3 separate regions of the Homo sapiens genome follow, and regions 1 and 3 are each linked to region 2. The links are chromatin contacts, found by Hi-C or POLR2A ChIA-PET in ENCODE. All regions are on one chromosome and are shown on one strand. Each heading gives the region's core, a stretch centred on a gene start or an enhancer-like site at or near the end of the contact. The rest is flanking DNA. Distances are from core to core; before and after follow the strand shown.

Region 1 (2,857 bases), core at 257-2,756, 58 kb before region 2:
TTGCCTTTGCCGGTGAGCCTGACAAAATAAAGTGGTGATTTAGGACTATTTAAAGGGCCATGCCCTTGAAAATCTCAAATTGTTTTAATTCTAGAGTTTCTATGTTATTCAACTGTGCTCCATATTCTTTTAGAAATTAAAAGCAAATCACAAACCTTATTATAAGTCCTTTTATCAAAAGCTGGAGTCTAAAGACTCAGAGACACATTGAAATGTATCTTATAAGGGAAGGCCAAAATTATTGATGCTAACACAGGGTAGTGATTTTGGGCTAATGAATTACTAGGGTCTAGAACCCTGTCTAACACACAGCAAGTACCAAATATGCACTAAATGAACACAAGATTGGATGCTTCTAGCTATTTTAAAAGTGGGAACAGACTTTAAAAAAAAGGTTAATAGAGTATGGATAGTAGAGACGGTGGGGCTAAACTCTAAAATTCACTGGAAATCTTAGGTCACGGTTAAACAAGACATCTGGAAATAAGCTAGTCTACCAATAACCTAGATTGCTGATGCTATTTAAACATTTGTCATAATTCTAGTAAACTCACCGCTATGGTTTGAATGTGTCCTCTCCAAAATTCAGGTGTTGCCAATATGGTAGTATTAAGAGGTAGGGCCTTTAAGAGGTGGTTAGACCATGAAGGGTCCTCTCTCATGAATGGGGTTAAGGCCCTTATAAAAGAGACTTCACGCATCATTCTGCCATGTGGGGACACAGAGGAGGCTGTACCCCTCTGGAGGATGTAGCCTTCACCAGACAACAGAACCCACCAGCACCTTGATCTTGGACCTCCCAGCCTCCAGAAATAGGAAAAATAAATTTCAATTTTTTACAAACTACCCAGTCTGTGGTATTCTGTCATAGCAGCACAAAGAGGCTAAGACACTCAGGTTCTGTCACCTCAACAATACCAAGCTTTTCCTTGAAAAAGTTTCTAAGGGAGAGAGTTAAAATTCCTTAAGTGACAGCCACCATCTTCAGAATTCTTTGGGCCTAAAAAATAGAGTACTAAGAGCCTTTAGATGTGGTTTCCGACTTTCTTACTGTCCCTCTCCTTCCATATTACTCTCTCACTCTCATGTCTCCCACTCATACTCACTCTCATTTTCACCTCTGAGTTAGACATCTTGGCCTGCACCTTCCTTAGACGCAGTCTCACACATTTCTTGTTCACTGCCATGTGCCCATCCCTGGCATACTTTCGGGCATACAGAAGTACACAAAAAATAGTTGTTAAATAAATTACATATTAGCTGAACAAGTCAGGGAGATTTCACATCAGGTAGAAAATCTCATTGTTTTATCTCTAAAAGTATCCCAAGTCATTTGTACTATACTCCACTGTTTCTTTTTGCTAGGCATATATTATGCATTTCATGTACTTATTTGTTCACTAGCCTATGGACTGTGAGAGCCTCATGAATGAGGAAAATATCTTCCTCCTCTGCATCCTCCCACAAAGAGCCACTTCAAGGCTCCACCCACAGTGGTTTGTGATTCACCAAGCATGGCTGACTGACTCAGAACCAACATGATACTTGCAGCCCACTCTGGACCTTCCATGGGAGAAGGGACCACATCTCACTCATCCTGGCACTTAGTCCAGTGCCTGACACACTAAAGACACCCAGTAAATATTGACTGAGGAAGAGAGAGAAGCAGTATGAGTGAATAATACTAAAAAAATCCAAATGTTTCAGCAAAGCCAAACATGAAGCAAAATAAACTAGTGTGCTTCTTCCATTCATTGTATCCTGCATTCATTCAACAAGTATCTACTGAATGACTAGTTTGTGCCAACCATTGTGCTTGGCACCAGTGACTTGCAGATGAATTATATATGAGTGAGAAAACAGGTCTGCATGGAATTTCCACTCTAGCGAGGAAGGTGGATGATACACAAATAATTGCATGTGTGCTAGCATTGTCCATGGGCAATGAGAAAGTACATCTCAGCCAGGTGCGGTGCCTCAAGGCTGTAATCTCAGCCCTTTGGGAGGCTGAACAGGTGGATCATGAGGTCAGCAGATCGAGACCATCCTGGCCAACATGGTGAAACCCCATCTCTACTAAAATATAAAAAATTAGCTGTGCGTGGGGGCCTACGCCTGTAGTCCCAGCTACTTGGGAGGCTGAGGCAGGGGAATCGCTTGAACCAGAAAGGTAGAGGTTGCAGTGAGCTGAGATAGTGCCATTGCACTCCAGCCTGGCAAAGAACAAGATCCCGTCTCAAATAAAAAAAAAAGAAAAGAGAAAGTACTTCTCTTGTAGAAGTGTTGAGGAAGCACAAAGGAGGCAGGTGAGCAGGGAGAGATGAGGAAAGGAGGAAAGAGGAGACTAAAAATTCTTCAACAAAATTCATCTGCCTCTGCAACAAGGAACTTCTTTTTTTTATTTTATTATTATTATACTTTAAGTTTTAGGGTACATGTGCATAATGTGCAGGTTAGTTACATATGTATACATGTGCCATGCTGGTGTGCTGCACGCATTAACTCGTCATTTCGCATTAGGTATATCTCCCAATGCTATCCCTCCCCTCTCCCCCCACCCCACAACAGCCCCCAGAGTGTGATGTTCCCCTTCCTGTGTCCACGTGTTCTCATTCTTCAATTCCCACCTATGAGTGAGAACATGCAGTGTTTGGTTTTTTGTTCTTACGATAGTTTACTGAGAATGATGATTTCCAATTTCATCCATGTCCCTACAAAGGACATGAACTCATCATTTTTTATGGCTGCATAGTATTCTATGGTGTATATGTGCCATATTTTCTTAATCCAGTCTACCATTTTTGGACATTTGGGTTGGTTCCAAGTCTTTGCTATTGTGAATAGTGCCGCAATAAAC
Region 2 (2,700 bases), core at 27-2,526:
GTTCTAGCCACGCTTTAAGGCTCTAGTAGGAAAGTCTCAACTTTCCTGTAATGTTTTCTCAGATGATTCTAACCCAGGTAGACATCCCACTCATATTACATGTACTGCCTCTGTTGGCATTAATTTGGCGTTGCCTCAGTTGTACCATTTCATAACTTGTTTGGCTTATTTTCTGACCTAATGCGCAAATTGTCAAGGGCAGAAACCATGTGTAGACCTCATAATGCTAAGTTCTAAGTAGATACTAAAAATTTTTTTAATGAATGAATAATACTGATACCATAGGTCTATTGATGGACTGAAGCTCTGAATATTCTAGAACTGGGAGGAAGATTCAACATTTTTGAAGGCTTACTACGTGCTAAGCCCTAAGTTAGGCATTTTATACAATGATTTTATTTAAACCTATATGGCTGATATTGTGACTTCCATTTTACAGATTTTTTAAAAGGTCCAGAGAGGTTAAGAAATTTGCTAACACAGGGCTGGGTGTGGTGGCTCATGCCTGTAATCCCAGCACTTTGGGAGGCCGAGGCGGGCAAATCACGAGGTCAGGAGTTCGAGACCAGCATGGCCAACATGGTAAAACCCCGTCCCTACTAAAAATACAAAAAATTAGCTGGGTGTGGTGGTGGGCGCCTGTAATCCCAGCTACTTGGGAGGCTGAGGCAGGAAAATCACTTAAATCTGGGAGGCGGAGGTTGCAGTGAGCCAAGATCATGCCACTGCACTCCAGCCCAGGAGATAGTGTGAGGCTCTGTCTCAAAGAAAAGGAAATTTGCTAACACGTTATTAGATTGTGGCAGAGCTACGACTTAAATGTAGACTAGTCTGACTCCAAAGCCCGCACCACACAGCCACATGGGTCATCACTGCATCTGTGAACGAGTTAACCTACACAAACCCCAGGGGACGGGGATCGTAGCTAGCCCAGAAAGAAATGACAAATGGTCACTTGGTAATACATTCTAGGTTCTGTTAACTCTAATATTCAGAAAGTTGTTCTTCATGTCTGACTTAATTCTCTCCTGCTTCCATTTCATGCCATTTCCCCTTGTTTTGTAGTCAAGCATATGGAAAACATCTGGCTACCATTTCCTAGACACCACTCCTTCTTGGTCTAAAAAATTCCTGTGGTAGCAGCTCAACTTTATTTTGTGTCATCTAAAATATAGCCACACACCTTTTAGAGTGTAGGTTGTCCTAACTGATAGGCTTTCCTACCCAGGCAGAATTATAGCTGTCAGCAGGGAAAATGAGTGAGAGCTACTGGCAGGATGAGCTAATCCGTGGTCAGATGCTCTTGGATCAAAGATTCATGCTGAAACCAGCCGTCAGAGCAAAGAAGCCAAGTTCATGGATGAAAAAAAAATGAGGCTGGGAAGCACAATGCACCCCAGTGACCTACCATTACCACTGGCCTCAAAATAGCCTTGGAGCCAGGATAGGGGGTGGGAGAATATAGAAACCAGGCAAGTAGGCCATGGCAGAGATTAATTTGGGGAAACCAAGGATGGGCAGACAGCCCCCATCCCCTGGCATCTGGGGAACAAGGGCAGCTGTACAGGAAACATAAAAACACAGTGGAGACCAGAGGAGGGGAGTCAAATGAGAATGCTAAATGTTTGGAACCCAGTGGCTAAGAAAGACGTTGCCAAGTGTCACACTGAAAACAGGAAAGCTTTCCTGGGCCCTGGGTGTGGAGGCCACCGAACAATGAAAGGGGAAGCCTGTAAGAAGAATAACAATGACACGGAAGCCTGCTCCAGCCTGGTGAAATCCCTTCTGCAGTTTTTACAAGAAGCAAAACAAACAACAGTCTGACCCCTCGGCTCGCCCCCGACGCCACACCCCCTCCTCAGTCCGCATGTTGGGTCAGGAAGGGCAGTGGTGTGGCCAGATCCATGAAAGGGATTCTAAGAACAAAGCCTGTGCCGTTTACCTGCAGATCAAAGTTTGCCGTTAATAACATGTGTGTTGGAGAGGGCAGAGAGAGGACCGTTGCCCCTGCATTCCATTAAAAAGGGATTATGGGCTGTCTGACCAGGTAAGCAGTGTGATCTGTGAACAGAAACTTGTCCTTTGGAAGTGGGGCTGTGGCAAAACAAAAGCCTTAGGAGACGTAATCAGCAACCGTTCACTGCAGCAGGGCGGGTGGCGCGGTGTCTGTGTTTGTGCCTGTGTGCAAGGGCATGTGCGATATTTTCTGCTGTTGCTAAGATGGGTTCCCCCTTCACTGGCCTCTCGCCCAATCGAAAGGTAGCTGCTCCTCATTGGCTGCCTGGCTTTATCGAATGACCATGACGAGCTGGAGCGAAGCCCACCTCATTGGCTTATTCCTATGGCCATTGTCAGGGGAGAGCAAATCAGACACCTAATCAATATTTTGTGAAGTGGCACTAGACTCTTGGCTAAATTTGCATTAAATTTCTCCCTGTCTGTGCCTTTGCACTCAGATAAGCATCATATTAACTTCGGGGATAGAGAGAGAGACGAGCAATCAAACACTGTCATCCTTCAGCCATTTTGGATGAATCTCTGAGTCTTGGCAAAAATCTTGGAGTGCCGAGCGTGCAACAGAGAAATTAGTCATAAACAGATGCAAACCTCCCGAGCAGAGACATATTTAACTAGGCTAGATTAGTGGTGGCCCTTCTAGACAAAAACTGATTTACTTCCTTCCTTCTTCTTTCCTTCCTT
Region 3 (2,857 bases), core at 278-2,777, 40 kb before region 2:
AATCAAGGCACCAAGATGTCCTATATCTTGGTGTTGAAGAGATTAAAAGTGCCCTATTGTGGGCTATTAATATTTCATACCATAACACAATGTAGAGATACCATGTGAAAAAATGATGAGCTTGTAGAAAAGGCAGTGAGAATTGGAGCTCAAGCTCAGAGAAGAATAAAAGCTAAGTATGAACAAGTCACATTTTACAATTTAAAAATAACATGATGTTCAGATATATTCCCAAAACAAAGACATAGTAGAACTGGTCTGCACTCTTGTTATTCTCTTCATTATATGAGTACAAGGTTGAGTTTGGGAGGTCTACATTTTTCAAAACACTAGCACCACCACTTTAGCAAATGTTCAGGTTAAGGCAATAAACTTGTGTGGCTGGGAACTGGAGACCAAGTTCTGGTCTCCACTGTAAAACTTACTGACTTTATAACCAAAGGTAAGGTTATTTTGGGTGGTGGAAAAGGTGAAAATAAGACAACTGCAGACAGGACTTTTTAAGGAAATTGAAGTTTTCCATAAAGCATTAAAAGCTATAGAAATATAAGGTCATATTTATTCAGTCACCATTTTAAGCACCTATAATATACTCTGAGTAGCACCAAGTCCTGGGGATACCCAAGTGCATATACTGTCATCACGTGGCATCCATGAAGAATTGGTTCCAGGATCCCCTGCCAATACCAAAATCTGCAGATGCTCAAGTCCTTTATATAAAATGTCTAGTATTTGCATGTAACCTATGCACATCCTCCTGTATACTTTAAATCATCTCTAGATTACATATGATATCTAATAAAATGTAAATACTATGTGAATAATTGTTATATTTTATTGTTTAGGGAATTACAAGAAAATAATCTGTAGGTGTGCAGTACAGACACAACAATCCTTTTTTTTTCCAAATGTTTTTGATCCAGAGTTAATTGAATCCCCAGATGTGAAATCCATGGATGTGAAGGACCAATGGTAACAAACCATTGGTGTTTTTTATTCATTACTAGAATAGCTGGGAAACATCCTTAGAACATCAGTCCAAAGTGACTTGAAGTGTAAAAAAATTGGATATAAGAGAGCTTTTAAAGAGAGTTAAGTTTCCTTCATTAGAAAAAAAAAAACTAGGGAAGGTAGGCCTAATAACTTTAAAAAATTCATGGCGTCATTTTAAGAAGAGCTTAGGTCAGCCAGTATGAAAACAAAGAAAAAGAAAAGTTAGCCTCAAGTCATAGAGGAAAAAAAAAAAAAAAGATTTGGAAAGAGATTAGGGAGACTGATTTTTCTGGAACACTAGAGCTAGTTATTGGGGGAAAAAAAACCCCGTGGAATTGCTCTGCTGGAAGCATTTGGAAAGTAATTAGCTAATTCTCTTTCTCAATGTGTTTAAAGATAAGACTAAAAGTGGGTGCTAGAATACTCCTTTTCTTGAAGCTCCGCTTCTAGAACTCTGAATGGCAATGAGGTGGATTAAAAGTCTATTCTCTTCTCCCTCCCTTATTTGGCTGGCATGTCTAATTCCAGAATTGGAAACTCATAGACATTGCTATGAAATGTATCATAGATCATGACTCACTATGAAAAGGACAAGTGTGCAAGTTGCCTTACCAGTGAAAAATCCTCTGCCTGCCCTCTTTCTTCCTGAGACAAGACTTCAGTTCTTTCTCTCTGATTCATATCCTGAGGAAATCAACATGATAAAAAATGGCTGCGTTCAATTAAAAAATGTCTCCAACCCACACTTTAAAAACATAAGCTCTTTTCAATCCAGATATGGATTATCTTCCTGAGAAAGTCTTTTCCTTCAGAAGAATTTTGTGCCATTTAAGATAGGCAAAACAGGCAGAATGCCATTCCTGCAATGAAAGTTACGCATTTAGCCAACAGATTTGCAAAGTGCATCTGCCATGGCAATGGATTTAAAGATGGGAATTAGTAGGAGAAAGAACTATGGTTTATTTGAGCCCACCAGCATCAGGTATTCTAGGTACTCTTCAACAGCAGCAGTTAACATTAATTGAATGCTTGCTAGGTATCAGGTACCATTCTAAGTTTTCCTTGCATTATTTCATTTAATCCAAACAAGTTCATGACATAAATCCTATTATGGATCCTAACTCACAGATGAGGAAAATGAGGCTCATCAGAGGTTAACCAATTTTTTCAATATGAGGTAGCAAGTAGCAGAGAGGGCTTTCAAATCAGAACTGTCTGACATCAGAACTTAAACTTCTAACTATTCCTCATACAGTCTTTTAGGAAAAGGTAGATACAAGATCTCCATTGTGGATATGAGAAAATGGAAACTCAGAGAAGAAGAGTAGCTTGATTAAGAGCACAAAGATTACTGATGTTTTTGGCCTAGGATTTGAGCTCAGGTCAGGAGGACTCCAATGTTCACGTTCCAGTCATATCGATAGAAAACCTAGGAGATGAGTAGATGTCCTGACATTCATTCCACGTAGATTATTTTTAATTCAAATAAGCAAATGCCCACTATGTATAAAACTCTGTACAAGTCTTACTGCATGTAAGACTTTGAAGATAGTATGAAAAAATTAAATATATTGTACCTGCCTCCAATGAACTTTAAATTCTAGTTGACAGAGAAAACACACAGATGAATAAACTAAGATCAGTTGCAAAGTATTGTGACACCATAGGTAAAATAATATCCTACGCATTAAATAGATTCAGAAGAAATGCTGGGAGAAGCAGTGATTAGAGAAGAAAATTGATCAAGAAAAGCTTCCTTGGAGAGGTATAAAATGATATGTATGATGAATAGAGTTGATCCCATTGCCTGACTCCCTGTCTATTTTTGTGGGTAGAAAAAAAAAGATACTTTGGAGAACCTATA

The links. Hi-C counts contacts between places; a loop is a spot of excess contacts on that map. ChIA-PET counts read pairs that join two places held with the same protein, here RNA polymerase II (POLR2A). Pooled maps may share reads with other maps.
Region 1: a loop to region 2 is called in a map of natural killer cell, with 4 times the contacts of the local background. The contact joins two enhancer-like sites. A Hi-C loop is called at or near these places in 1 of 168 maps with a recorded cell type or tissue (natural killer cell). POLR2A ChIA-PET finds 5 or more read pairs at or near these places in 11 of 52 experiments (AG04450, BJ, CD4-positive, alpha-beta T cell and 8 more).
Region 3: a loop to region 2 is called in a map of endothelial cell of umbilical vein, with 9 times the contacts of the local background. The contact joins two enhancer-like sites. A Hi-C loop is called at or near these places in 3 of 168 maps with a recorded cell type or tissue (CD4-positive, alpha-beta T cell, endothelial cell of umbilical vein and sigmoid colon) and 2 of 50 pooled maps. POLR2A ChIA-PET finds 5 or more read pairs at or near these places in 6 of 52 experiments (AG04449, AG04450, BJ and 3 more).

The regions. Positions count from the first base shown.
Region 1 is chr11:122,169,430-122,172,286 of GRCh38, forward strand. The region is part of intron 3 of MIR100HG (mir-100-let-7a-2-mir-125b-1 cluster host gene); the gene reads right to left. Among named protein-coding and RNA genes, the nearest start is that of MIR100, 19 kb to the left of the region's middle. Within about 2 kb of position 1,507, at least 6 of the 41 ENCODE cell types and tissues checked have a DNase peak (open chromatin) inside an H3K27ac peak, as active enhancers do.
Region 2 is chr11:122,227,980-122,230,679 of GRCh38, forward strand. The region is part of intron 2 of MIR100HG (mir-100-let-7a-2-mir-125b-1 cluster host gene); the gene reads right to left. Among named protein-coding and RNA genes, the nearest start is that of MIR100, 77 kb to the left of the region's middle. RefSeq lists an enhancer at 1,870-2,700. Within about 2 kb of position 1,277, at least 5 of the 41 ENCODE cell types and tissues checked have a DNase peak (open chromatin) inside an H3K27ac peak, as active enhancers do; they include endothelial cell of umbilical vein, where a contact is called at or near this core.
Region 3 is chr11:122,187,849-122,190,705 of GRCh38, forward strand. The region is part of intron 2 of MIR100HG (mir-100-let-7a-2-mir-125b-1 cluster host gene); the gene reads right to left. Among named protein-coding and RNA genes, the nearest start is that of MIR100, 37 kb to the left of the region's middle. Within about 2 kb of position 1,528, at least 11 of the 41 ENCODE cell types and tissues checked have a DNase peak (open chromatin) inside an H3K27ac peak, as active enhancers do; they include endothelial cell of umbilical vein, where a contact is called at or near this core.